2 separate regions of the Mus musculus genome follow, and region 2 is linked to region 1. Evidence: chromatin loops called from intact Hi-C (ENCODE). Cell type or tissue: heart. All regions are shown on one strand. Links, peaks and the distances in the headings refer to the core of each region. The heading gives the core; the rest is flanking DNA. Region 1 holds the start of Itgav (integrin alpha V). Region 2 has its middle 26 kb from the start of Zc3h15.

Evidence for each region. Peaks named below come from ENCODE experiments on the same cell type or tissue, not always from the same donor. Only the 100,000 strongest peaks of a DNase experiment are listed, where the experiment ranks them.
Region 2: it touches region 1 in a loop (2.2-fold over the local background); 3 of 42 quality-filtered maps call a loop at or near these places.

The regions. Positions count from the first base shown.
Region 1 is chr2:83,717,985-83,729,552 of GRCm38, reverse strand. Itgav (integrin alpha V) reads right to left here and starts at 5,156. Exons shown (of 30, transcript NM_008402.3): 1 at 4,634-5,156. The coding sequence starts at 4,818. In heart, for the core only: a CTCF peak has its summit at 5,190; DNase peaks (open chromatin) are centred at 4,532 and 5,162; H3K4me3 peaks cover 3,013 bases; H3K27ac peaks cover 2,740 bases.
Region 2 is chr2:83,664,911-83,676,478 of GRCm38, reverse strand. No RefSeq gene overlaps it. Among named protein-coding and RNA genes, the nearest start is that of Zc3h15, 26 kb to the right of the region's middle. In heart, for the core only: a CTCF peak has its summit at 6,268 (motif pointing right); no DNase peak of the experiment used is centred there.

The DNA of each region.
Region 1 (11,568 bases), core at 1,334-9,333:
TGGCTACCAAGCAGGGCAGCTGGCCAAACAATGACAAGTACACTTCCAAACTTTCCAAATGAACTAAGCTCTTTGGCTGCTCTCAGCACTGGCCTTTCCGAGATAAAGCTTGTTTCATATACGTAGCTGACTCTGAGGTGTCCAATGGGAACTCCTGAAAAAAAAAACACTATTTATATACATAAAAGGAAATGTGTATAAAATAGTTGAGGTGTAATTCAAGTTTCAGATTTTCTCTACAAACAAACAAATGCTTTGGGTCAACAACTATGTAAAGTAAAACGGAGACAGTAACTACCACATTTCATGCACGGCCCTGGAACTCACAGGCATTGCCCTGCCTCTGCATCCCGAGGCCTGGGAATTAAGGTATCCACCAACCATCACATCCACCCAATAAATCTATGATCTTAACCGAAAGGAATAGACCTAAGGTTTGCTTTCCAAATAATAAAGACTGTAGTTTAACCAGATGTATTATTTATGATGGAGAAAATTAACCAACACAGTACATTCAAGTTTATTAAAACATGCACTTTTTTTTCTTTTTGGGGGGTGGGTGTGCGTTTTTGAGACCAGGTCTCACTCTGTAGCCAAAGCTAGCCATCCTGGAACTCACTACCTAGCCCAGGCTGGCCTCAAACTTGTGACAATCCTCTCCTGCCTCAGCATTCTGGGTGCTGGGACTTCAGGTAAGTACACTACTTTGAGTCATTTTCTAAGGTATTGTGACATGGAAATTTGAAAATTTTCCTTCAGGAGGCCTTAATCTGGGTTTGGATTTCCTCTGCCAATGGAACTACTGAAAAAAAAAAGTTTTGGAAATATAAAAGCAGTAGAAACATATAACATGTTTTGCAGGTCTATCAGCCAAATAGGCAGAATGATTCAAGAAGCTCTGAGCCGCCCAGAGCCAGGCTCAAGTGAGAAGCAGAAGCAGAAAGCGAGCTAGCAGCAAGGAAGCATTATCAAGGAAGAGATTGTAAGTCCTTCTGCCTGGTGACTAAGCAGTGACTAATCTCAGAGGAGTGTAGCAGGAGAGGCAAAGTAAAATAGAAAATCAGAGGGAGGAATATGAAATGATCTCCAGGGCAACAGAGAAAGGAGGGTTCCATTAATAGAAGTGGAGGTGCAACCAACATCTCCTGATGCAAATAGAATTCATTTTTAGCTGAGTTAACACGGCTAATTCGGGCTAACTGGCCCACAGCTATTGCAATATTGTTCCTAATGGAGATAAAGAACTTGAAACTAGGGCCTTTTCTGTTCTGAGAAAAGGTATCATGTTACCCCAGCAGGCCTGGAACACAGGACATAAGTGGGGCTTGAACTCCTGATCCTCCTACCTCCATCTCTCAAGTGCTAAGATTACAGATGCATTTTCTAAGCATTTTCTACCACAATGCCCGGCTCCATTCTGGAAGCTTTGCTTAACACTTCTTTTTAGTGAGTACTGATGCATTCATTTCCATAACAATATGAAGATGATATTCTCACTCATAATCTTCTATTATAAGAAAAAAGAGGGGCTGGAGAGATGGCTCAGCGGTTAAGAGCACTGACTGCTCTTCCAAAGGTTCTGAGTTCAAATCCCAGCAACCACATGGCAGCTCACAACCATCTGTAATGGGATCTGATGCCATCTTCTGCTTTGTCTGAAGACAGGGACAGTGTACTCATCATATATATAAAATTCAAATAAATAAAATTTACAAAAAGAAAAAGAAAAAGAAGAAGTGAACCCGTTCCGTAGTATTTAGATTTCTGAAACTGGAATATGTGGGGATCACAGCTACTCTCCTCCTTAATCAATTTTTTTCACATAGGGGGAGCTCTTTTATTAACATTTTACTACATAGTTCTCCTTTAAAAGTTTTTAAGCCAGGCATGGTAATGCATGCCTTTAATCCCAGCACTTGGGAGGCACGGGCAGGCAGAGAGAGAGAGAGAAAGAAAGAGAGAGAGAGAGAGAGAGAGAGAGAGAGAAGGAGGGAAGGAGGGAGAGAAAGGAAAGGAAAGGAAAAAAGGAACTATCAATATATGCAACAGATAATGACATACAATACTGTGGATTCTAATGCTTGCTGAATATATAGTGAATATACAGGTGCCTTTGCCAATACTAAGCATAATTTTGTTTGGTTGGGTTTTTGGCAGGTGGGATGAGGTAGCTTTTCTCTGTGTAGTCCTGGCTATCCCCGAATTCTTTCTGTAAACCAGGCTGGCCTTCAACTCAGAGATCTGCCTGACTCTGCTTCCAGAGTCCTAGGATTTAAGCATGTGCTACCACCATCTGAAATTTTGTTTGGTTTTGGTTTTTTTCTATTTTAAGATTAAGTATAATTTTGTAATAATCTTCATTTAATCTGGAAGAGTCAGTAAGTATAAACCGTTGTTTAGGTGTATTGGGAGGGAGGGGGCCCCTCAAAGTTGCTTTCTTTTTTATGTTAGGCTGGTCTCTTGGTACCAAAGTTGATAGTGACTGTTTCAAAATACAACATGCAATCTCCAAAGTTCCACAATATCTTACTATTAAAACTCATGCATAAGTTCCTGTAAACATGAGACTGTGTAAATGTATGAGCTCATTGCATATCCATATGTTTTCCAAAGATTAGTTACATTCCTTGCAATCAACAATAGTAAATACCACCAACAGCTCAAAACTGCTGTTTTCCATGGCAAAAGACAATTAAAAGCTTGCCAGCCTGCCATGTTTCTGGATGTATCTTGGATACTAAATCTTTGCCATAGACAAACAGAAGCAAAAAAACAAACAAACAAACAAACAAAAACAAAAACCAACTAAATTAATAACAGTAAAAAGTAATAACATCTGCAAAACACTCCATCAACTCTGAAGTATTTAACTGCTAATTCCTGTAAGGCAGAGAATATATTTTCAGTCAGAAAAATTTCTGTATAATTTAATCTAAAAGATACACCCAGGGGGCAAGTGCAGTGGCCATGATGTAAAAAGCATACAATTAAAAAAATACATGGAGCCGGGTGTGGTGGTGCACGTCTTTAATCCCAGCACTCGGGAAGCAGAGGCAGGCGCATTTCTGAGTTCGAGGCCAGCCTGGTCTACAAAGTGAGTTCCAGGATGGCCAGAGCTATACAGAGAAACCCTGTCTCGAAAAACCAAAAACAAACAAACAAACAAAAAATACATGGAAAGGAGAAACTTTTAAACAGTGAGCTAACTAAAGCGGTCTGATAGAGTGGATGTGGCTGTAGCTCAGAGGTATATTACAGACTCAGCAGCCTGGGCCCCTGAGTAGAACCCCAAGCTCTACTCTATCCATACAAAGAGATCATTCGCATGGCGGGAGTGGTTAAATGTCTGCAATTGGTGCTTCTGTGGTTTTTTGGTTTTGTTTTTGTTTTTTTGGAGAGTGTGAGCTCAGGTCTAACAGAAAGCACTGACAATGTGAATCAAACCGTGCTCTACATAAACAATGTCGATTTTTGCCAACCCCACCCAAGCTACAGGTTGCTTTAAGGACTGGTTCCTATGATACTCATCAGTGTTCAGGAAAACGGTGACAAACCCTGGAGGCTGCCCCAACTACCTCAGACAAATACTTAGGTCACCTTCAAATGAACCTTGTATCACCTACCCATCAAAATTATGCCTTGCACCTCCCCAAAACTAAATTGGGGGGGGAGTTGGGGGTTTGTGGTAAAAAAAAAATATGTTGTTACCCCAAGGGGTACACTAAGAAGTAACTAAAGAAACCGTTTCTTTGGAAATACAATGTAATAGACATGAAAAACATCAATTTAATCGGGGTTTCCTACACTAGTAGGGATGAGAATGATGCCAGCGTTGAGTCAAAGACAACTTTAATCCAAAAACACGACATTAGCCGTCACAAATCCTCAGGAACTTTGCAACACGGGACGTGAGTAATTTGAAAGCCTACGTGACCTGCTGTATTCTTCAGCATTGAAGTGACCTGCAGAGAGTGAAAACTCAGCAAACACCCTCGCTCTGTCTGAACAATGACCTAAATAGTGGACTAGAAAGGAGCAGATGACGCATTCCATTCATCTGGTGGACCTTAAACGCGCAAAGGTCTCATAGTCCTTTACAAATTAATACAACAATTTGGTCACTTTAGTCATCGGAGTGTCTAGAAGAGGAGTGGGAAAAAAACCGAGAGAGAGAGAGAGAGAGAGCGAGAGAGAGAGAATCAGACGAAGGAAGAGCTAATTTCAGAAAGCAAAAAGCACTAGGAAGAGGCTAACTGGTTGATACGGAAGAAAAAAATTCTGGGGCCAAGTGAAGCAAGTTACGGAATGACAAGAGATGGCCAAAAGTCTCGCAGGACAAGCCTGTACAGATGTCTCACTTTTCCTGGATGCTTAACAGAGCTCCTTCAAAGCTCTCTCGCACTGTCCCCAGCCAATCAGAAGAAGTTGGGGACACGGTGAAACTGGATGCTGAGTGTCAGGTTAGGTCATCCCCACAAAAGTTTCATCCATGCCAGACCTGGGCCAGCCGCGGCATGGAGAGAGTAGGCGGGTTTGGGGCCGGGAGGACCCTGGAGCCAGCGGCTGGGTGCGGATCCGCTGAGGGTGCGCGGTGGGGGAGGGGGCGCCTGGGGACTCGAGCGCGGCCACTTACGAGGACGTGCTGGGCTCGAAGAAGTCCACGGCGAATCCGAAGTAACTTCCCTCGGGACCCGCATACTCGGCGGGACTTTCGACGTCCAGGTTGAAGGCGTCGGCGAGGGGCAGCAGGAGACCCGGCAGCAGCAGCAGGAGGCCGCCGGGGCGAGGGCGTAGCAGCAGGCGCCCGGGAGCAGCCATCGCCGGGGCGCGCGCGGGGCGCAGAGCCGAAAGACTTCAGTCCCTGTCCCGGTGCTCGGTGGCCGCGGCCCGCCGCCTGCGCGCCCCCGAACTGCCGAGCTGTGCTGTGCGCTTGCGGTCAAGGGCGGCGGGGCGGCCGGGCGGCGCGAAGCTGAGCCGGGCGGCACCCAGGAGGAGCGGTGTCCGACCCGGGACTCCGGCTCTGTCGCTGGCTCGCGCGGTGCCTGGCGCTGAGAAGTGGCGGGGCGAGCACAGTACCTCGGAACCGTGAGCAGCCCGGACTGGGGGAGGAGGCCGGGGAGGAGGAGGAGCCGGCCAGGCCGGGCCGCCCCGCCGAAAGAGGAAGTCGCGCTCACGGTGGCCTCCCACAGGAGAAGGCCGGGCGCACTTCCGTGCGCGCTGGCGGCCGGTCCTCCGAGGCTGTCCCGGGACTGCGGCCCAGATCCAAAGGACCAGGGGGGCAGTGGCAGCGCGCCTCCAGCCGAAGCCCTGCAAGCCGGGGACTGGCTGCAATCAAAAGAAAAAGAACCAGGCACACCCCGTTCCCTGGTTCCTCCAGGCACTTCTGAGGGACTTTTGTTTAAGAATGCGGAAAGCTTTATCCGCTTCTCTTACTTCTGCCACTTAGCCCGGCAGGCGCTCACCAACAGAACTCTGTAATTATATGCCATTTCCCTCCCCTTCCATCCTCCACACACTGAACTTAATTATAAACTCCCAGAGGGCTAGCACAGCTCCTCCCGGATGCGGTGTGTGGAACTGGATCTCACTGGCTGACAAAAACGTTGCAAGGCAAAGTTTAGGTGATGAGCCTCTCAAATCCACCCAGAAGACTTCAAGCCTGTGCTTGGATCTTCTCTTTTCTTTCTTTTACTTCCTTTCCTTTTTTCTTTTCTGTTTCTTGCTTTCCAGTTCCAATTCTTCTTCTGGCCTCTGTGTGTATCAGGCATGTACGTGGGTCACACCCATACACACAAAATAAGTCTTTTTTGTTTTGTTTTGGTTTTTTTTGGTTTTTTTTTGTTTGTTTTTGTAAATTTGCTCAGTATTCCTGTGTTCTATGTATATCAAGTGCTAAACAATTTGATGAATGGGCCGGGAGTGGTGATCCATGCTTTTAATGTGGTGGCAAATGCTTTTAATCCTAGCACCATGAAGTGAGAAGCAGGAGGATCTGGTCTGTGTAGCAAATTCCAGGCTGGCCAGGCCTACAGGTAAGACCTTGTCTCAGAAGGGAGGAGGAAGAGGAAGAGGAGGAGCAAGATAAGAAGGAAGAGGAGGAAGAGGAGAAGGGTGAGACGAAGAAAGAAGAAGGAATGAAGAATTTGGTCAATAGGATAAAATGATTAAATATAAATGCATTGCTTAGGCCTTGCATACTTCCAAGTAAAGTAGTGGAGAATTTGAACTATTTTCCCAAAACAGTTATTAAAAATCAGTCCCAGACTAAGCACAGAGGCAGTAGGCCCCCCTGAGCCCAGTCAACATAAGAAGATCCCTGTCTCACACAGCAGAAAAAACACCTCAGTGTCAGCATGCATTCATCTCATAACATAAGTAATCATGTGTGGGGGTGTGGATAGCCTTAGTTGGGTTAAGCAAGTTGATTTTTAAAATGTAAAAAATAAGCAGCAAAACTGTTGGGAGATCTTATCAGCCACAGGCTAATACCTATGTAAAAGCCACCTCAGAGACAGGAAATCCTGTGTGGATACTTATACACAAGACCCTGTGGTTGCTCTTTCATTCCTTGTCACCATTTGGGATCAGAATGTGGGGTTTAAGAGGCAGACAATGATTCGTGGAGAGCAAGAATGTTCTGTGCACTCCCTGTGTTCTCTGCATCTCTTTCTGAAAACCATGCTGCCGGCCAGTCGGGTACCCTCAGGTCTAGAGACTAAAGACAAGTCTGGGATTTTCAGTTTCTCATTCAGATGGTCATCACACACAATTTTTGAAAGAAATCGTGCCTTTTACTGGATGGAAATGAAAAACTACGGCATTTTCTTACATGATAACTACTTGAGATTTGTTCTTAACATGTGAATAAACTGCACAGCTTATTCTAACTATAGCCATTTAAAATCCCACCTTAATACAGTTCTTTAACCACAAAAATTCCAAGTCTGGAAGTTATTCTTTGTGCTTCTTCCACAAATGAACAATCTAACTAGGACTTAAACACAGAAAGTTGAACATTTCTACTACGCTTACAATTTGCTAACAAAATATTTTGCTTCTTTCTTTTTTTTTATGTGGGGTGGGCTAGTAGACACCCTCATTTATTAGCCCAGGTTAAATTGGAATTCTCCTGTCTCTGTCTCCCAAGTACTGAAATTATAGAAGTGTTCCACTCTCCTCAACTGTAATTTCTGAGTATCCCTCCCCCGACCCCATGTTGACCAAGGCTTCATGCACCCCAGACTGATCCCAAACTCTCTATGTACTTGAGCCTCGAGATGAGAATGCTCACCTTGAGCCCCTGATCCTCCTGTTTTCACTTCCCAGGTGCTGGGATTACAGGTGTGTGTCACATGCCTGTTTCAGAATTTCTTAAACTAAACCATCAGAGCACAGCTCTTCGGCCGCTTGTGCTTACACTGTGGAATAAATGGAATCATGGGATAGTCTGAAATGTGGCCAGCAAATCTACAAATGATTGCTAATGCTTTCCCCCCCCCCCCCCGCCTCTTCCCTTTTGTATACACATGACCTTGTGGTTAATGGAGATTAAAGGTCAAGCTTCTAAAAATGTATTTCCTTTAAGTTGATGAGAAAAGTGAATACTTGCAACCAGAAGCCTTTACAGATGATAGTGTGGGTGCTGGTGAAGTTCCTGTAGAGACAGCCAAAGATGCCAATATAAGTTGCCCGGGGGATCTTCAAAAAGGTTGATGGGAAGAAAGGGTTCCATCAGTCTATGTCCTCTCTTCTTACAGCTTGGCTGTGAGAAGAGCTACACATCGGCTTTGTGAGCATGGGAAGCTTAGCAATGGAGGTCAGGATCTAAGAGTTACAGAGCAGAAAGAGCGAGTTTCTGACAACTGTGAATCCCCATTCCAGCCTTGGATTATAAGTCCTTACAATGTACATTCAAGAAAATATAGTGTTTCTATCTTTGTTCAAACTGCTATTATCTAAGTTTTCAGTAGTACTTTCTTTTTTCTTTTTTTCTTACTCTCTTTTTTTAAGATTTACTTATTTTATTTTGTAAGGCAGTAATCCCAGCACTGGGGATACAGAGGCAGGCAGATTTCTGGCTTTGAGGCCACCCTGGTCTAAGAGAGAGAGTTCCAGGACAATCAGGGCTACACAGAGAAACCCTGTCTCAAAAATATCATCATCATCATCATCATAAAATTCTAAAACAGCATATATATATATATTCCTGGGTGGTTGGTTGGGTGGTTGGTTGGTTGGTTGGTTTAAATAGCTAAAACAGCTGCATTGTGTGGCAGCTTTGTTGCTTTTTCAAAGTTATCATTTACTGAAGCCAGAGTGAGCTCACTTTTAGGTTATGGAGAGTCTCAGACACTCTGTCAAAGGTCCTCCAATGGCCGGTATTTAGACAACAAATTTGAGTTAAGCTCTTGGGAGTGTTTCTCCAAGTTTTGAATGGGCTGGTCCCTTCCCTAGCTTTAGTACCTTTATAAATGATTCACTTGGGGCTTTTTCTGGAGTCTCCACCATTACTTCCTCTAAAGCTAAAGGGATAATTAAGAATTTCTACCCATCTATCATCAAGGAAATGTGCCAGGGGATTTTCATGAAATGTTAAATATTTGGATTTAACAGGAAATGATTATGTTCACTAATATGGAGATCTTAATTACATAATTGAATTAGGCTTAAATCTCAGGAGCAAAATGAATTAAAGGCTTGGTACAGATTCAGCATTTTTTACAATTAGATTTTTTTTTTTCTATTTGGTTTTGAAGTAGTAATTACTACTATGAAGATAGTTTACCCAAATTAATTCTACCATTTAGATATAAGAGTCTTGGAAGTGAGTTAACGTTGTTACTTTTTTCACTCCAATTACCTCATTTTAGTTGTTGCTGTTTTTGTTGTTCGTTGTTGTTATACAAACAAGATTTCACTATGTAGCCCACACTGCTGGGAATATAGCTCAGTAGTACAGTGTCTCCTGATATTCATAAAGCCCTGAACTCAATCCTCAGCACTGCCACAAAACAGAACAAACAAACACAAAACATATGTGTACTGGCTAGTTTTGTGTCAACTTGACACAGCTGGAGTTACCACAGAGAAAGGAGCTTCAGTTGAGGAAATGCCTCCATGAGATCCAGCTGTAAGGCATTTTCTCAGTTAGTGATCAAGGGGGAAAGGCCCCTTGTGGGTGGGACCATCTCTGGGCTGGTAGTCTTAGTTCTATAAGAGAGCAGGCTGAGCAAGCCAGTAAAGAACATTCCTCCATGGCCTCTGCATCAGCTCCTGCTCCCTGACCTGTTTGAGTTCCAGTCCTGACTTCCTTGGTGATGAACAGCAGCATGGAAGTGTAAGCCAAATAAACCCTTTCCTCCCCAACTTGCTTCTTGGTCATGATGTTTGTGCAGGAATAGAAACCCTGACTAAGACAATATGTAACCCAGGCTGTATTTGAACTCACAATCTTCCTGTTTCAGCCACCTAAGTGTTAATATTAAGGTATGCACCAGCACACTAAGCTTCGTTTTAGCTATTCTACTTCCATAGAAATTATCTTAAATACTAATTATAAGAAAGCCAGGTGTGGTAGGCAATACCTTTGATCCCAGAACTCTGGAGGCAGAGACAAGTGGATCTCTGTGAGTTCAAAGCCAGCCTGGGCTACAAAGCAAGTCCAGGAGAACCAGAGCTCTGTTACACAGAGAAACCCCCTGTCTCAAAAACAGAAAGAAAGAAAGAAAGAAAGAAAGAAAGAAAGAAAGAAAGAAAGAAAGAAAGAAAGAAAGAGAGAGAGAGAGGGAGGGAGGGAGGGAGGGAGGGAGGGAGGGAGGGAGGGAGGGAGAGAGAGAGAGAGAGAAAGAGAGAGAGAGAGGAAGGAAGGAAGGAAGGAAGGAAGGAAGGAAGGAAGGAAGAGAATTCATATTTTCATATACCTAATCCAGTCTTGTCTGTACTTGTGGAAGAAACTTTTAAGGATAACCTAATCCTAATGATTGTGGCTGGCCCAAAATGTAACAGTAAATGACATTCATTAAGAAGGCAATAAGCACCCTTGTGGTGGTGGCACACACCTTTAATCCCAGCACTCCAGAGGCACATGCAGGCAGATCTGAGTTTAAGGCCAGCCTGGTCTAGAGTAAGTTTCAGGAAGGCCAGAGTTACAGAGAGAAACCCTGACTGGGAAAGAAAGAGGGAAAGAGAGGGAAAGGGAAAGAGAGAGAAAGAAAGAGAGAGAGGGGGGAGGGAGGAAAGGAGAAAGGGAGAAAGGGAGAGAGGAAAAGGAGGGAAGAAGGAGGAAAGAAGGAAAATAAGCTGAGAATGGATAATGCTTGGACAGGAATAAAGAGCATTCTGTGATGATGGAAATGGACATAGCTAATTCTTCCAACTACTTACATCACCCACAGGTAACCACTAAGTGCTGAAATGTTATCGATGCGGCTAGAAAATTAAATTTTGTTATACAATGTTTTAATGTCACAAATGGCTGGTGGCCAAGCTGAGCAGAGTGACTGTAAATGCTACATTTTTGCTTCCTTTTTGTTTCTTGGGGTTTGTTTGTTTGTTTTCTTATATCAGAAGCTAGATTACTGAAGATCAGGGGCTCTCCAGGAATCCTCCACAACTTCAGCACCAGATTGCAACTGATTAGGCGTCCAGCATTTTGGACCCAGAAGCTATTGTGTAAGCCAAGCTAAATAAATCCCCTTTATAATACATGTTCGTTCTGTTGCTCCTATTTCTCTAGAGGACCCTATCACAATGTGTGTCCTTGATTTTTTTTTTCATATAAACTTTTGAAAGATACTGCTGAGCATACTCTTGAACGCTGAGCCATCTTGACGTCATGCAAGTGTTGGTGACACCTTGAATGTCAGAATGACACCTTGTCCTCCTCATGACTCCTCCTCATTTGGATGACTAGAGCAACTCCCCAACTTTACCTTCAATGACTAAAGTGTCCTGAGGCCAAAAGATAGACTCTGAAAGCTGTTTGAGGTGGTTTGAATATGGATGGGCCCCACAGGCTCATACATTTAAATGTCAGTAGAGAGTACTACTTCCCAGAGATTTAGGTGTGGCCTTGTTAGAGGCAGTGTGTCAATGGGGGGGGACAGCTTTGGAGCTTCAACTGCTCAAGCAAAGACAGTGCCTCTGTCTTCCTACTGCCTACAGACCCAGATGTAGAACTCTCAGTTCTCCGTCAGCCTGTATGCTGGCGAGCACTCCGCCATGAAGATAATGAACTAAATCTCTGAAACTGTAAGCAAGCCCTGGTTTAAATGCTTTCCTAGATAAGGGTTGCCGTGGTCATAGTGTCTCTTCACAGCAATAGAACATTGACTAGGATACAATCCGAGGCATAGGCTTGCTTTTACAATTGCATCTCCACCACAACAGGTCAGGTAAAAGTGAGTTACAAACTGTAGACCAAGTGAAGAGTACAGAGAAACAGTCTTAATTTCTGAGACTGTCAAGCAAGCGTGTGTGGCAATGTTTATTTTCCTTTAAATATTTTCCTTAAAATACTTTGAGAACTCACGATGATCTGAGCAACACCTACAGTGCTGTGAAACTTGC
Region 2 (11,568 bases), core at 1,475-9,474, 53 kb after region 1:
ATTCCATTCTCCTTGGCTGGCAATCTAGAGCTTTTGAAGAGTTATGAAGCAGAACTCAGGACTAACAGGGCTAGGCCCCAGGAAGCTAAATCTGGCAGGGCTTTGGATGTATCAGTTCTGGGAAGGAAATAAGTTAACAGTTAAGTTTGGTGACTGTAATCTGAGGTTGGAAAGTACACCAGTTTCTATTAAGAGAACCCTCCCTTGTTTTCACCATGTCTCTCATACTCTAGATGTTCCTGCTCTGGAAGATAAACCATGTATGTCAAATTCTGAACAAAGATAAGAATCTGCTTAAGAGACAGTGACCATGTGAACAGAAAAGAGCACTGCTGCAGGAGAATTCCTGGTGTGGTACAATGACTGGTTGTTTTCAGTCCAAGTCTCTGGATAAGATTTCAATAACGAGAGAAAAGAAATGGAAAAAAAAATCTAGGAGATTTTGGAGAAAAAAAGACTTTAGTCTGGAATTTGACATACTGGCAGGAAATACATGTTACTGTGAGCAGCTTATTGGAAATACTCGAGAGATAGAGCCACTCATGTGGAAGTGATTATGGCAATCACGAGAGCAAGTGAGGCTGGCAAAGGACAGAACACAAAGATGGCAGAGAAGCCTGAATCACAGAGAAAGGCTCGGCAGGAAACCCCTCCCTCTGATGTGAAGTATCAAACAAGGTTCCAGGCAGTTCTGCAACAGCTTTACAGTCAGGGCAGATGACATTACCAACGGCCTATGGGAAGTCTGAGTGTGGCTGGCTAGGAAGCCTATGGGCAACTTCACAGCCCATGTCCTGCTTAGTATTTCCACCAGGTTTATTCTTGGCAAAAGTGGAAGGCTGGAACAGAAGCAGACCAAAGTTGCCCACTGTATCAAAAACAGACACGTTAGACCAACTTGGCTATGTCTCTGACTATAAGTGCCTGCTTAGAAGAGAAATGTACGCATATAGTTAATAATGCCAAGTTTGAGGCTGGAGAGATGGGGAGTGGTTAAGAGCACTGGCTGCTCTTCCAGAGGACAATATGGCAGTTTATGACTGAAACTCCAAGATTGAACACCTTCGCATAGACAGACATGTGTGAGGCAGGCAAGACACCAATACACATTAAAAATAAATAATAACAATAATGATGATAAAGAATGCCAAATTGCAAAATGAATTTAGGCAGTTTTGAGTTTGTGAGGTGAAGATTTTACTACTTACCAAGGCAACTACTTTTTCTAGACTGGCTATGTGCTTTTCAAATATAAATTTGTGTGCAGGTTTATCGTGGAAAGTCTCTGCAGTGTATGGATGCACGTGTGTGGGGCTCAAGGACACCGCAGGCAAGTCCTTGGGAACCACTGTGTTACTCACTTTTCTGCTGCTGTGATGAAATACAATGAGCAAGGCGATAGTGTTTTGGGGCATTCAGTCCCAGGGAGACTTGCTCATCGCTATGTCAGAGAAGCAAGGTAGGTGTGGTAACAGGAACAGGTCACGTTCACCTAGCTAATCCCAAGTAGGAAGCAAAAGGGATGCACTAGAAACGGCTCGTTTTTCAATTCCCCCACGCTCTACTTCCTCTAAAGTAATGGCTCCCTAACGTCCCAAATAGCAGCAGCTGGGAACCAAGTGTTCAGATGCCCGAGGCTATGTGGGGCATCTTACTCAAGCTACCACAACTGTGCACTTCAAATATTAGTTATGTATTGTCCCATGGCACAATGTGGAGGTCAGAGGACAACTTCGGGGAGTTGGCTCTTTTCTGTCACATGGACCCCAGGGACGAAATGCAGATAGATCATCAGTATTGGCAACAAGCCCCTTCTGTTACCCACTGAGCCATCTCACCAGCCTCCACCTATGGAGACAGGGTTTCTCCCTCGGACCTGAGGCTGATTAGGGCAGAGTGGCAGGCTAGTGAGCCCCAGGGACTTGTCTCTGCCTCTCAGCACTGGGATAACAATCCCAACATTTCACGACGGGGCTGAGGATCAAACTCAGCTCCACCTGCTTACACAGTAAGCAACTTACCCGCCACTTGCAAAGCCCCGAGAAAGCCTAGCTTTTAATACTGCGCATGCTCAGTAGTAAGCTGTGGAGAGTCGTCACGATTGTTAGTAATAGTTTCATGCTTTTGAAACTGAACTGCAATATTCATTAAAGTAAAAATGACTCTGGCTTACTGGCAGTGTCTAGAACATGGTGACCCATGCAGGCGATGAACAGCCTCTTCTCCAGAACGGTTTTACAGCCAAAAGATTCCATCCGTGATAGGTTTAGAGAACATGGCCAAATTTTCCACACTGTATGCTTTCTGAATTTCTAAGGCCTAGTTTTAAAAGCTCAGAGCTTGAATAGGTTGTCATCACTTCAAGTGTTTCCTCACATATGAAGGCCGTTCCACAGATTATAACTGACCTGGAAAGTCCTACAGGAGTGATGTCATAGCTGTCTAATGTTCAAACAAGATACTACAAGTATTGGTGGTGATATGGTGTAAACAAACTTACTGTGCTGCCAACTGTACAAAAATACAGCCTATGAAAAAGCCAGGGCATGGGAGTTTGCCTAGAATACCAAGGATGTGGAGGTGAGGGGTTTGTTGAAGTTTAGGACAAATTAATGACCTGGCCAACATAATAAAAACTCATTTGAAAAAAAACAAAACAAAAAACAGAATCCCTAAACAAAAATTAACCAATGCCTCTCTCCTCTATATAATTATGCATAGTAAATAGCTGGTAATATATAACCAGGGTACTGGTTTATAACTTCACTGAATTTCAACAGTAAGAGTGGGTGTCTAGCCAGGCAGTGGCACCTGCCTTTAGTCCCAGCACACAGGGGGCAGAAGCAGGTGGATTTCTGAGTTTGAGGCTAGTCTGTTTTTCTACAGAGTGAGATCCAGGACAGCCAGGGTTACTCGGAGAAACCCTGTCTCAGAAAACAAACAAGAAAGAAGGAAAGAGGGAGGGGTGGACTTCTAAGCCAGGCACAGCAGCATTCAGGAAGTGGAAGCAGGATCAGATTTCCAATGCCATCCTCTGCACACATCCACACCGTTTTGAGGCCAGTCTGCACTATGAGATCTTGTCTCAAAAACAAACACAAGTGGATTCTTAATATAAAAGTGTACTGTTGAAACAGCAAGCTGGATTCTACCAACAGCAGCTTTACACGTTACATCAGTCTGCACCATGACACTGCTGAATGATCCACTGACCCACGTCATCAAGGTTCCTGTTTATGTTCCCACAGTGATGAAACTAATGGCGTTCTCAGAACGTATCCAACACGAGTCAACATAGTCCTGAATCTGTACCTTTCCTGATGCCATGTATGGACTTGAACTGCTAGAAATTCTACAAGGTCTTAAACACAGTGTCGGTGCTTTTTATATTAAAAGATCTGACAGAAAGTAGCAACGTATTTGAGAGATTTATTAGTATGAATTTAACTAAATCTAGCTAGTAAAATAAACAGGATAGGCTATGAAGATGGCCCATTGGTTCACCAGACTGAATGCTTTCCATCTAAGATCACAAAAACGCATGTAGATGAGCCACAAACAAAGGAATGTTTATTTACAACATAGAATTAGAATATAGCTTAACTCCCGATCCCCCTGCCCCCCAAGAGAATTAGGTTCACTGCCACAAAAGTGTAAAATGGATTCAGATTTTTCAACAACTGCTGTTACACTAAGATTGTTTACTTCATGCAAAAAAGTGTGTCACGCATGCTGGGGAGATGGCCCAGTGGTTAAGTATGTCCACTGCACTTGCAGAGGTGACCCAGAGTTGGGTTCCCAGGATACACACAGAAGCTTACAACCCCTCTGCAGCTCAAGATCCACACATCTGATGCCCTCTTCTGTCCTCCATGGACTCCTGCATAAGCTCTAACAGGAACTTATCAACTCACTCAGAAATGTAGGAGTGTTTTGATTTAATCAGGAATCTGAGAGTATTGATGTTGAAGGTCCTTATCCCTAACTGGTTCTTGATCAATCAATAAAGATGCCAGCAGCCAATGGCTGGGTGGAAAGAAAAGGCAGGACTTCCAGGTTTCCACAGGCTAAAAGAGAGGAAGAGAATTGAGATATTTGGGGGAAAAAGACGGAACAGACTCAGAGCTGTAGGGAAGATCTTCCAAAAATGTTGGCGGAAAAGGAAAGGGGCCCATAGAAGGGTAGCCTGAAGGTGTCTTGGGCAGCAAGAAAAATGGCCTTCATAGAAGGTAACTGGGCAACTAAGTTGAGAGCGGATTTAGAAGTGTTGAGCTAGGAGTAAAGGTAAGGACACTAACAGCTAAAGACTAAGAAGAGCCCAGCCACAGAGCCAATAAGGCAGTTAAAAATGAGTTAATGGGTGTGTATCTTTCATCTGTGGATCCCAAATAGCTCCTGGGTGAGTGTGTGCCTACGACTTGCTGAGAGCTCAAAGTGGAGCAGCCAAAACTCCTGTGACTCAGCAGTACCATGATGCACTCACATAGCATGTGTAAAGCTACTGTTGGTATAATTCAGCATGCTGTTTCAACAGCATACTTCTTTATATCAGAATCCACTTTTTTTGTATATGGTGCACACATGTAAAACACACATATAAACATCTTTGGCAAAGACTTTAGCCTACCTACTTTAAAACAGACCATATCAAGTGTTCGGATAGGGTAGATCCTTTATAAGTTGCTGATAGGAATAAAAATGGCACAAATTTAGAAAATACTACAAAATTCTCTTTAAAATTTAAAACATGGGGGGCTGGAGAGATGGCTCAGTGGTTAAGAGCATTGACTGCTGTTCTGAAGGTCCTGAGTTCAAAGCCCAGCAACCACATTGTGGCTCACAACCACCCATTATGACATCTGATGCCCTCTTCTGTATCTGAAGACAGCTATAGTGTACTTAAACATAATAAATAAACAAATCTTTAAAAAAAATTTAAAACATGAACCACACATGTCCCTGTATTTAGTCAAAGGAAACGAAAGCAGTGTTCATACAAAGATCTGTATCTGTCTGCTCAGGTGCCTTTATTTGTAATGGTCCCTAATCAGAAACAATACCAGCCAACAAGTGAATCGATAAATCCCCCTATATGAATAAAAACAGTACTTAGCAATTTCCAGAAATGTAGTATTACTACCTATAATAAATTTCCAATTATGCCAAGTGAAAACAAACACACAAACAAATAAAAGTATATATGATTCCAATCAAATTATAAAAAATGTGAACTAGCCTAGAGCGATTAGTACTTCCCTGGGAGTACAACATCAGGGTGCTTATCTTAGGAAGGGTGCACAAAGGTTCATGAACCATCCTTTGGGGAGATAAACATACATATGTTGACTACATACGATTTGACAGGTAAATACATCAGTTGGTACATATCAGATGTTTACTTTCCTAATTTTACTTTAATAAAGCTGTTAATAGTTGAGTGAAGATCTTTGAGAACATACTTAAGTTTCATCACAGGGACTTATCAATAAGATGTATGCATTATCTTATGTCTCTGAGCCTTGGTTTATTTTATACTTTGATGTTAACCTATGATTTCTGATTGGTTTTGAGACAGTTTCACTGCATTGCCATGGGTGGCCTCAAACTGCCTCACATATGAGATTAAAGGTGTGTACCACCTCACCTGACCTAATAATTTAGGATTTAGGTTGGGAAAAATGTTTTATTTAAAATGGTGGCCCATACATCCATTCAAAACCCAATATAAAATATTATTTTTACAGAAAGGTCTTTGAACGTCTATAGGGAATGTGTAGACTCCTACTCATGTATGCAATTACATGAGACACAGCCCCGAGTGCAAGAAGAAACCTGTAAGCTGCTGGAGTCTGTGGTCAACACTTAAAACGCTCCAGCTCACTTTAGCTCTTTCCTAACGAAGCCTTTACTGTTTGCCTCAGGACAAGCTCAGTCAGTTCTGCATTTGGTATTAAACTATCTAAGGAAAAGAAAAATGAGTAAGGATTGACAATCTTTTAAAACCTGTTTATGCCATGCAATTCTGTTCAAGGAACATAGGGACTAGTACATCACACCATGTATTTAAGAATCTTATTGAAAAAAATAAAAAATCTGTACCTCATTCGATTTCCAAGTGAACAAGTAGACTTCAAAGCACAAGGATCCTTCTCAATTTGAGAACAAGCTATTTTATAAATAAAGATCATGGGAAAAGGTAAGGTAGACTTCATAAAGCTTAAGATGATTTTGGCTATGAATGTGCTTAAATTGCCAAAGCTAACAGGTTAAATCCAGCAGGGGGCGGGATGTTCCCGGTGCCTGGACATGCTTCCACGTGACTGTCTCTTGCTCTGCATCCCAACCAGTCCTCAAGGTGAAATTTTCAGAAAACGGCTGCTAAGCATTTAAGTATGTACATTTAAAAATAATGATCAGAAAAATACAAGCAAGATATACTTCTCTAAACAAGTTTTGGGCTGGGGAGGTAGCCAAATGTCAGTGTCCCTGGGTTTAACCCCTGGCACCAACAAAAGAAAACTATTCCTCCATAGTACTTCGGTTTCTGCCCAGACTTTAAGATGAGTGAAGCACAAGACAAAAGCATGACTCATTATCCTGAAGTTCATTCCTTGGAAAATGTAAAATCGGTATTTTTAACTAACAAATAGCTATAAAAATATACCGCCAAATACTCCCATTAACACAAATTCATCTCATTTCATCTTGTATTCCTTTGAATTATACTTCTGTTACCAAACAGGATTGTCGTGGCAAAATCCCCAAACAAGCATAGGTAGCTCTTTCAATGTTGATGGCTTAGCTAGCTATGTATGTGTGGTTTACCCCTCAGTAGAGATGGCTGGTGCAAACAGCTAAATGTCTCTGGTGGTGACATCCCCAATCTGCAATATAGATGACTGACTTTTTTGTTTTGTTTTGTTTTTCGAGACAGGGTTTCTCTGTGTAGTCCTGGCTGTTCTGGAACTCATTCTGTAGACCAGGCTGGCCTTGAACTCAGAAATCCACCTGCCTCTGCCTCCCAAGTGCTGGGATTAAAGGCATGCGCCACCACTGCCTGGCTTAGATGATAACTTTTAGGAAGGAAGTAAACTGACTCTCATATTGGGAAGGAAAGTGCTTTCTTTTAGAGCTTTTTATTTCACAATCATGTTAAGAGCACATATCACATGAATTCAACATGCTTATTTAATATTAAGAAAATGATTTTTATCACATCCAGCTTCAGAAAGCACCTAGTAGTTTCTTAATATTTATGTGTACAAGTGTTTTGAATGTATGCATGCATGCATGTATGTATGTATATATGTATGTATGTATGTATGTATGTATGTATGCATGTATATATGCAAGTACATCTCAGGCATGCCTAGTGTCCGTATGTATGTATGTATGTATGTATGTATGTATGCATGTATATATGCAAGTACATCTCAGGCATGCCTAGTGTCCACAGAGGACACAAGAGGGAGTCAGAGCCCCTGGAACTGCAGTTATGAATAGTTGCCAACTAACATGTGGGGGCTGGGAACCAAACCCAGATCCTCTTTAAGGCAACAAATGCTCTTAACCAGTAAGCTATCTCACCAGCCCTAGGAAAGCATTTTTAAAACAAAATTTCTGACTCGCATTTTTATGTTTATAGGTGTTTCTTTTTATACAACAAAGGTACATGAATGTTAGCATGTCACTAAACTTTTGTCCCTGTGAGGCCCCTCTGGCCTTGTAAACATTGAGATCCTAGCTCACCTTATGGATGATTCAGCTGTTAATACTTCTATCATCTGTACCTTGTTTTTAAATAAAAGTATCAATTTTTACCCTTCATAATTTTTAATTTCACAGATGTCTGTAATCAGAAACTACCCAGTAATAGACCCTATCAATTAGTACTTTTAGCTGTCTCTGATTTTGAGGTAATTAAATCTATAAAACTGTGGACTGAACAGTCCATATACACATACATAAATGTATATACATATGCAAGCATTAATAACTAATGAAAAAAACAGTCCTGAGTTTGAAGAAGAATGGGGATGACTATATGGGAAGGTTTAATGGAATAAAAGTTATGGAAGAAAAGACACTTCTTCAGGAGAGCACAAGGGTAGTAGATAGCCAACACTTTGTCCTTTCTATTAGAAAATTGCTTTGTGGGTAAGCATACATTACACCCACAACCCCTAAAGCCATTAACTAAGTAACTAATTTCTTTCTCAGTAGGAGACTGGAGGTAAGTCTCCAGTACTAAAGTTAGTGAACCATAACCATACACAACTATTACACTATGTGTTAATTAAGCAGGAAGTTAAAAACAAAACAACCCTTTCCCTCTATTGTAGGTACTGATATAAGACACCTAAGAATATCTTATCATTTTTATCACACCAGGCCGACAGAGTGAAGTAATGTGTGCAATTTAATACAAGTAGTCCTGCTTTTCTGCTCAAATGTTAAATTGCAAAATTACTGACCCAAACCAGATTTATCTGAGGTTTCTCCTTTCTCTGGTTATTACACTTTAAAGAAATCTGAAACTAGTGAATATTGTAGTGTGCTTGTAGCTTATGAAGGTTCAGTTGCTGAAATACCCCCAACTATACATCCTTTGATACATTTTTGTACATGCTGTAAGGCTGTTCTGAAAATGTACACTATCAGAAGTTATAATGATGATCTTTGTCACTAAAATACAATTTCCTAAGACATAAAATAATAATTTAGGATTCACAACTGAGTGAAACACAGCAGCACATTTGGAAGGAAACTGGTCTAACTTACTATTGCCTTCCCTTGCACCCTCCAGCACTAGGAACTGAAGCGGTGGCATTGTGTATGCTAGGCAAGCACTGCAGTACTGAGTCAAACCCCCAGCCTTTACTGTTTTTTGAAGTACAGACTAAGGCACATTAGGCCCTGGTATGTGAGCCCCACAAGGGCCTGTTAATCTCAGGTATTTGTTTGAAAACGAGGTCAGCTGTTAAAAGAGATTGTGGTCATTGGGAGGGGTTAGAAAATAACACCCTTGCATGATATATATCTACTACTTTATTTTCACAAAGGACATTCCCTACCCACCCAAACCAAAAAAAAAAAAATCATAATGAAATCTCAAGAAAAGAAATTACCAGAAGGCTGCGAATGGTGGCACACTCCTATAATCCCAATGCTTTGGAAGGGAGAATTCAAGATCAGCCTTGGCCACACTGCAAAATCAAGGCCTGAACTACATTAACATCCTGCTCCCCCCTAAAACAAAACATCATTCCAAAGTTTGGTCATAGACTCATTTGAAAAGTACCCATATTAGTGGCTAGGCCACTGGATATACCAAATAATAGTATACTATTATTATGTCTGATATTCCCCTTCTAAGATACACATTCAAAATACCGAGATGACACCTTAAAATAGGTTAGACACTTCAGAATACATATGTATGTTTTTTCTCTTGTCTATGTGAAAACTACAAATTAAATGGATGAACAAAATGTCACTTTCTACATTAACAAAAAGCAATACAAGGGCAAACATACAACACGAGGAAAGGAATATTAAAAGCACTCTCTACTACTGTTTTATGCAGGTTTGTTTTTGAAAATACGGTATATCACCAAATTCTACTTTAATTAAAATTAAGCTTCTATTAATCTCTACTAATTGAGAACTATTATCTTTATTCAAATAGTTATCATCAGGAATATGCGCTTTAACATTGAAGAATCCGAAAGAGAAGATTTTGGCAATCCATTTTAAATTCTGACGTATTTTTGAAAGTCACTCATATACGTATTTGAATTGATAGTCTATCAACAGTGAGCTTAGTACATGGAAACATTTACCTAACTAGTTCTATCAGAACAGTCCTACACTGAACAAATGGAAGATCTATAGCCTATGATGTTGAACACTCTTTGTACAAAGCTTTCATCCTGGATACAAGACAATCACAACAATCTCCTCATTTCTGCCCCAAGTGCCCTCTGTCCACTTGTGTTTAACAGTGGCTGTAAGACTTTCTTAATGACCTATATCTAAACTCTGATCCTGCAGTTTAATTACTATCATACTGTAAAGTCATCCAATGGTCAAAAATTAAAGAGATATTATACAATTTTGATTAGTTCATGTGGTGGAGCTTAGATTATGTCAAGTCATTATGCAAAGATAAGGTTAAATCCAGTCTAACTATTCTGCATTAGACTCTGTTGTGTACATAGGATAATAGTGTGGTCTCATGAAACACAATCTAAGGTGAACAATTAACCAAGCATATGGAAGGAAGTGAAAGTTACATTTCTTCTCTTGTAGAAAGCTTATATTTATGTCTCTCGTTTTCTAAACTCTTAGAATAGATCTCTTAATCTAGGTTATTTTAGATCTCTTAAAATAAATTTCTATATTTCTAGACCTCTTAAAATAAATTAAGTTACACTGAAATTAGAATACAGTGGGAATTAAGTAAGAGAAGTCTGGAATAAAAGGTATTTAAAATTGTTTATGTAGAGTTGGAACAAGCAGACTCTTAGCTGAGACGTAGAGTAACTGTACTGAGAACAGTTCAGATCAGGCTCTTTTAGACTATTGTAAAATATTTGATCATTAAACAACTAAGTAATCTTAAACTTTTCCACAAAAAAGAATGGAAGAAATATTTTGTAGATAGAAAGTATAAAACTTAGTATTTTAATAGAAAAAGTAGATGGGAAATAAACTTGGCTCATAATAGTCTATATTAAAAAATATTAATAATAGGGCTGGAGAGATAGCTCAGGGGTTAAGAGCACTGGCTGCTCTTCCAAATGTCCTGAGTTCAATTCCAAGCAACCACATGATGGCTCACAATGATCTATAATGGAATCCGATGCCCTCTTCTGGGTGTGTGTGAAGACAGCTATAGTATACTCATATACATAAAATAAATAAATTAAAAAAAATGTTAATTTTAACAAGTTAGAAAACAAAATTCTTTATAAATGGCAAGGGTATCCATTAACAAGATATATACGCTTTCTTTTTCTTAGGTTTTTTTAGATCTTGAAAGCATTCACAGAAAACAGATTTTAAAAAACAAAATTTTAGAACTGGAGTTTTTTTTGTACATGCGAACAAAGCGCTCTTATGGTGAGCTGTATCCATTCTAGTCCAACAATCCATATTAAAATTTACAGGTAAATAAAACCTAGAACCCAGAGAGTTTTTTCCCCCTCAACCACATGGTGGCTCACACCCATCTCTATGGGATCTGATGCCCTCTTCTGGTGTGTCTGAAGAGAGCAATGGTGTACTCATATACATAAAATAAATAATAAATAAATCTTTATAAAAAAAGTGTGGCCCAGCAACCCTTGGACAGGAAAAAAATAAAAATCTAAACACTACAAATAACCTCATAAAACCACAATACCATGATTAAAGTTATCTAGTGCTAACCTAATGTCCATTTAAAATGTGCTATTACTCTAAATTTTCAAGGGATATCAAGACCTCAGCCAAGCCCCTGAGCTCCTAAGCTCCGAGTTTTCTGGTGAATTTATTTACCTTCTTGTAAACAGAGTCATCAAACTT